Regions from separate parts of the Homo sapiens genome. Here region 1 is linked to region 2. Evidence: chromatin contacts called from ENCODE Hi-C or POLR2A ChIA-PET data. All regions are on one chromosome and are shown on one strand. The core of a region is the stretch at or near the end of the contact, and the rest is flanking DNA. Distances in the headings are between cores, read along the strand shown.

The links. Hi-C counts contacts between places; a loop is a spot of excess contacts on that map. ChIA-PET counts read pairs that join two places held with the same protein, here RNA polymerase II (POLR2A). Pooled maps may share reads with other maps.
Region 1: a loop to region 2 is called in a pooled map, with 1.8 times the contacts of the local background. The contact joins two enhancer-like sites. A Hi-C loop is called at or near these places in 2 of 168 maps with a recorded cell type or tissue (B cell and right cardiac atrium) and 7 of 50 pooled maps. POLR2A ChIA-PET finds 5 or more read pairs at or near these places in 3 of 52 experiments (H1, WTC11 and activated B cell).

Annotation. Positions count from the first base shown.
Region 1 is chr14:89,385,042-89,388,404 of GRCh38, forward strand. All of the region lies in intron 2 of FOXN3 (forkhead box N3), which reads right to left. Among named protein-coding and RNA genes, the nearest start is that of FOXN3, 31 kb to the right of the region's middle. RefSeq lists enhancers at 962-1,031, 1,082-1,131, 1,512-1,611. Within about 2 kb of position 1,435, at least 12 of the 41 ENCODE cell types and tissues checked have a DNase peak (open chromatin) inside an H3K27ac peak, as active enhancers do; they include B cell, where a contact is called at or near this core.
Region 2 is chr14:89,185,637-89,188,895 of GRCh38, forward strand. All of the region lies in intron 4 of FOXN3 (forkhead box N3), which reads right to left. Among named protein-coding and RNA genes, the nearest start is that of FOXN3-AS3, 160 kb to the right of the region's middle. RefSeq lists a silencer at 2,718-2,902. Within about 2 kb of position 1,300, at least 8 of the 41 ENCODE cell types and tissues checked have a DNase peak (open chromatin) inside an H3K27ac peak, as active enhancers do; they include B cell, where a contact is called at or near this core.

The sequences.
Region 1 (3,363 bases), core at 185-2,684, 200 kb after region 2:
TCCATTTTTGCCTTGGCTGTCAGGCACTCAATCACAACAAATATATTAGGTCAAGAATTTGGAATATTTGCTTTCCCCTCTCTCTACTGCATTTGTCTATTTTCAATTTTTACCTTAGCGACCTGATTGTGACCTATATGTCTTATGGCAAGCCCTATGAAAAGGAAGTGGGGTATAAATTATAAATGTGCCAATAAAGAATACTGGCTAATACCTACATAAACATGCTAATAAAGAATATTGGCCAATATCTATAGAGAGGGTCCGGGAGGTCTAAAATCTATAACCCTATCACCTTGAGCCTAAGTTAAGATGCCACATGGCCCATCTTTTTCAAAAGTCCAAACCCATCAACTTCAGAGAGGAAAAGGCTTAATTAATTATAGGTAAAGCCATCCGTGTCCTGAGGCAGATGAGACCAATTTCTCTCTGAATAACAAAAGCTGAGGCAAACATTTAAAAAAAAAAAAAAAAAAAAAAGGAGGGCTGGGTGCCATGGTTCACGCCTGTAATCCCAGCAGTTTGGGAGGCAGAGGCAGATGGATCACCTGAGGTCGGGAGTTCAAGGCCAGCCTGACCAACATGGAGAAACCCTGTCTCTACTAAAAATACAAAATTAGCCAGGCATGGTGGCACATGCCTGTAATCCCAGCTACCTGGGAGGCTGAGGCAGGAGAATTGCTTGAACCCAGGACGCGGAGGCTGTGGTGAGCCAAGATCATGCCATTGCATTCCAGCCTGGGCAACAAAAGTGAAACTCTGTCTCAAAAAACAAGGAGTTGGCTAACGTTCTCTCAGGCCTCTTACTGTGAGTGTACATGAGAGGGAGAAAAAAGCAAAAGAGGAGAACAAGATGAGAACTACTTACGTAACTGAGGTGTCAAGATACTGGCTGAAGGCCATCCTCACAAAGACTCACTTCTACTCACTGAGAGAATAAAAGAATTGCAGATTCAGACTCACAACGGTTCTACTCTCCAACAACTGAAAACTTGATCTCTCTTTGCTTTTGTCAACTCAGCAAGTTTATGGGTAGGTTTGACACGCAAATGCCTTCGCTGACAGCAAACAGCTCAGAGGATGCACACGGGGGAGCTCGGGAGGGTGGGTGAAAATTTCACTCTTTCTCCAGATGTAGGAGGAGCTAAGTGTTTGGGGAAAATTAACCAACCAAAAATTATTTTTTAATTGCTTCCTGTGCACAGAGCACTTGCTAAGTGCCACCAGAAATGAAATATAAGGCAACTCCCCTGACATCGAGGAGTGTGTCATCTGCTCTCTAGTGAAAGCAGGAGCACTGGAGTCAGGGACACACATGTGGTCTCCCATCTGTCAAGGTCGTCCACGGACAGCCGCAGAGGCCTGCCCTGCACAACTGCAGGAGGTGCCATTTCACAGGGCTGCAACGTGAAGTCATAGTTCTAATCCTGGCACTACTAGGCTAGGGGAACTTAGCAAGTAACTTAACCAACTTCTAAAGTGGTTTTGAGAATTGAGAGATTAGACAGGTCAGGTTAAGTAAGATAGTGCCCAACACCTAACAAGGGCTCAATCAATGCCAGCTCAACAAATCATCATCTAATTAGAGCCAAAGCACACTCTATTAGTCAGCTCAGACTACCAGAACAAAATACCACAGACTGCGTGGCTCATACAACAGAAGTTACTTTTTCACAGTTCTGGAGTCTGGGAAGTCCAAGGTCAAAGTGCCAGCAGCTTCAGTTCCTGGTAAGGACTCTCTTCGTGAGAAGACGGCTGCCTTCTCACTGTGTGCTCATGGGGACTGCCCTTGGTGTGCGTGCATGAATAGAGTGATCTCTCTTCCTCCTCTTATAAGGCCACCAATCCAATCAGATTAGGACCCCATCCGTATGGTCTCAACCTTAATTAGCTCCACATTGAGGGTTTGCGCTTCAACATATAAATTGGGGGGTGCCAGGCATGGTGGCTCACGCCTGTAATCCCAGCACTTTGGGAGGCCGAGGCAGGTGGATCACTTGAGGTCAGGAGTTCAAGACCAGCCTGGCCAACATGGTGAAACCCCATCTCTACTAAAAATACAAAAAATTAGCCAGATGTGGTGGTGTACCTGTAGTCTCAGCTACTCGGGAGGCTGAGGCACAAGAATCACTTGAACCCAGAAGGCGAAGGTTGCAGTAAGCCGAGATCGTGCCACTGCACTTTAGCTTGGGAGACAGAGCAAAATTCTGTCTCAATCAATCAATCAATCAATCAATAAACAAACCAACCAATTAGGGGGGAGACACAATTCAATCTATAGCACCAACATGAAGGAAATGACCGTCAGTATAATATTTACTGAGTGTGTACTATATTCCAGGAGTTGTATTATCATTATTTAATCTTTAAACAGCCATGTGAGAAAGGCATTATCCTCTCATATCAGAGATGAGAACGTAAAGCTCATTAACAGTAATTACCTTGCTGAAGGACACACAGCTAGCAAGTCGTAAAACAAAGATTCAGCCCTAGGTCTCTCTGACTCCAACTTCCACCCTCCTGAAACTCATCTGCTCTGCTCCTTATTTCATTAGATGACAGACTTTATTATAAAGTTTATTATAAACTACATAGACAGACTATAACTGCCAAGGGCCAGAGAGAGAGAGAGATTAATAAGATCAGGAGTAGATTCCATTAAGGAAATGGGCTTTAAACGGAGCCCTTAGGACAGAGTTGGTCTGGGGTATACAGAAAGAAGAGGGAGGAGGAGCAGGTAAAGCCAGCATGAACCATGTGCACCATGCAAGGTGAATTCTGCAGGGCAGGGCAGGCACCCACCTGCGTCTAGCAGCGGCACACTACAGAGAAGCAACATGAAATAAGGTGGCTAAATGGGGCTGGGCACAGTGGCTCATGCCTGTAATCCCAGCACTTGGGGCAGCCCAGGTGGGTGGATCACCTGCGGTCACAAGTTCAAGACCAGCCTAGCCAACATGATGAAACTCTGTCTCTACTAAAAATACAAAAATTAGCCTAGGCGTGGTGGCGTGCACCTGTAGTCCCAGCTCCTTGGGAGGCTGAGGCAGGAGAATCGCTTGAACCCAGGAGGTGGAGGTTGCAGTGAGCCGAGATTGCGACATTGCACTCCAGCCTGGGCAACAGAACAAGATTCCGTCTTGGAGGGAAGATAGCCTAAATGGGCGAACACACACTCCATGGGGCCTGGAAAGTCAGGGAGGAGATGAGAACTCACTTCCATGGATGGCAGCAATCACTGAGGCCATCTGAGCAAAGGATACAGTAATGACAGTGCCCAGGCTACCAGGACAGAGCCTGGAGACAGTGAACGCTGCACCTGCAACTCAGGGATGGAAGAGTGGGGCCGCTGCAAGCAGGGTG
Region 2 (3,259 bases), core at 50-2,549:
AAGGCCCAGGCCTCTAGCATCATCCTTGCAGGTTAGGCCAGTTACGTATTTATCTTTTAGATGAGAGAATACCCACCCCTGAGGCTCTCAGGATGAGGGACATTGGCGCCACACTTCCCCACACTTGCCATCAGCCACGTTCTCTGCAGTTAGAGAGGGACTCTTAAGCTTTCTGGTTTTAACTAGCAAGAGGGCAACCTTCACACATAAGAAGAGAGCCAAACAGAGCAGCACTGCTCATTGTAGATGCTATGTTCTAAATGGGATAACGCAATCCTGAGAATCTTAAAAAGAAAAAAGTCTAAGGTCCAAGACAAACTCCTCCACGCTACATTGTCCCTCAGCACTTCCCCAGCTCCCCTCCTGAGGCTTAGCTTCCTTGGTTTTTCACAACTTCTAAAATTAACCTCTGAGCTCTTGCCGCTGCCTTTGGAGGGCAGCCCTGGCTAACTCTCTCAGAGGCCATAAGCTGAGCAGCAGGTGATTCCGCTAATCCTTCCCTTTCCTAAAGTCAGCCTTTCCACCTGCTTACTTGGAAGCACACTGGGGAGGGGGCTGGCACGGGGAGACACAGCCTATTTCCTAGTTGTCTTCCCTCTGCTGTGCCTGGTGTGTCTGACATACATCCCAGTTCCAGGCAGGGGGAGGAACGCCTTCCCCCAATCCCTCCCCTTCCCTCGTTCCATTTTGTTGTTTTGTTTATTATCTAGTTTGTCTCTGGGAACCTTCCAACCAGGGATTATATAAGCCTTTGAAGATGAGTAATGGAGATCTGGCTTCTCCTGACTAACAAGTCCTCCATTGGGGTTAAAGCTGACTCACGGGGCTTGTCAAACGGGAACTGCAAAGCAGGTACTGAAGGAGATACTAGAAGCTGGAATGAATCTACATAGCCATTTTGAGGGTGGAGAGGGTGGGGTAGGCAGATGGATTTGACTGGAGCATAATCCAAAGTCCAGGGGGTAATGAGCCAGCCATGTCCCATGCTGACTGTTCTGAAGGCAGCATCCTATAGAGCGCGTGAGACATGGTGGCTCTCCTTGCAGAATGTTTCCTATGCTGCAAACGGGCAAAGTCTAAAAGGGCTAATGTCACATGCACAGCGGATGCTGCCAGGAGGACAAAATGTTGTAGCCTGAGGTTTTTATTAGGTGCACACTGCCGCTGCACTGCAAGTGAAGCATTAGACTGAAATGAGAGGTGGAGGGACCCCTAGGGACTCCAGCCCAAGCAAGACATGGTGTGCTGGGCTCCCTTGGGGCAACACGGACCCTCCAATGATAAAGAGGCTTGCTCTGCCTGGGGCTCTCACCAGAGTCTGAGCCATTTCCTTTGTGCAACCTAGTCAGCTTCAGACCCTGGACTGTGGCCAGTCTGCCGGCCTTGAGCTACCTTTACAGATGCTGAGCAAGGGTAGGAGGAAGAGAAAAGATCTAAGTGGCTGCCATCTGGTGACCTGGAGTGGCTATGAAGGGTGAGGACAAAGGAAAAGCCTTCCAGCTATCCAGGCCAGCCTCTATCTGCTGGGAGCAGAACAGCAGCAGAGACTAGGTTGGTGGCCCCCATGCAAGCAGGGGCATCTAGCAGCCCAAGAGGTGAAAACAAGGGGCTATAAATAGCACCGCACGAGGAAGCTCTATCAACAGAGCCCAGCCATAGCACCAGCCCACGGGGGAATACAGGCAGGCTCTGCGCAGACAGGAAATGTGTTGCTCTCCGAAGCCACACTCTCCACTCATGGGCAGTGGCAGGACCCCTCAACCTAGAGAAGACCTGGGATATATCCACACTGGGACACAGGCACACAAACACCCCTACATAGGCTGCCCACACACCATCACTGTGGCTGGCTGGCTGTTGCCTTTAACCATTTTTGCACAGGAATAGCCTCTCACTTTTTCCAGGCCTTGGGCGATGCCGGCAGGGCAGGGGATGACTGCCTAATCATTCTGCCTGTAATGCTTCTCCCTTAAGAAGGCAAAGGACTGCCTCAAATCCCAAGGCAAATAACGTTATGCAATATAAAATGAAAAGAAAGGTGGCGGGGGTAGGGGGCACGGAGAAAGAGTGAAGCCAGAAAGAGCTAACCACAAGCTGCAGATACATTCCTCTGGTTGGGTTTATGGGGAGGATGGGCCAGCTGGCTTCCCAAGTGCACAGAGAAGACGCTCCATGCATCTTCACTCCCTTGCTAAGGAACTGCTCCAATCCTTGGGGTCCTTACAACCTGCTCCTTGACTGTACTTGCCCTTGACCTCCAGGGCATTGAACCAGGGCTGGCGGTCAGATGGGACGGTGAATGCAAAGGTAGACTCCCTACTTTCTGCCCAGTCTTCACATTTACTTCTCTGTTATTCCTGTCCATGAGCGTCTCCTTCTGTGACCTTTGTAGGCACCCCGGGTTCTTTCCTTCCACTGTCTTGGAGCCCCGTTCTTGGCCTGGGGCTTTCATGAAGGCTGTGGCTGGATTTCTCACACAGCGGTAATAGCCTTCTAAAAAAAAGCCTTCTAAAAATGAGCCTACAGCTTCAAAACATGAACACTGAGCTTGTAAAACTCAAATTCAGCATTTCAATGTAAATAGGACCGTGGCTACCCTGGAAAAAGAAGTATTTACAGTCTGAGTATTACAGAGTTGGAGAGGGGAGGCGAACACTGAAAACAACTCACTTGTCAACTCATCAGGAGAAGCCTTTTTCCTTTCCTACCTATGCTCAAGAATCCAGTAATCATGGACGTTTATGGAAGCTGCTGAGGATCTGTGAAGGATCAATCAGTCCCCTTGCCTGGCTTGGTTTCATTTCAAAGATATTCCAGGCTCCAGCAGGCCTGCTTCACCAGACTCTTCTCCAAAATGGCAGCTTGGTGATGAGGTCCCAGAAGAGACAGAAATTTCTAAAAATGGGTACTGCTCCGGTCCATTACGTTTAAGCTGGCCCCATATAGCCTCTTCTAGCAGAAGGTCATGGTCCCATTTTCCCTCTGAACTTCAGCAACCAGCTGGAAGTATTTTTGTGAAACTAATGATCACTGTGTAGTGGCTGGGTGCAAAGGAAGGTGCTCGAATCTTACATGGCTCTGATGAAATCAGTATGTTTCCACTGGGTTGAGTTATGCAACTTAATTTTAGAAATCTTTTCAGCCTGGAACTTGATTACAATCTGGTCTGTACTTTTCCTGCAATGCCATCTAAGAATGGAAGTTTATTTAAAAAAAAAAATTTAAAAACATATACATTTCTCTGAAATATGAAACATCA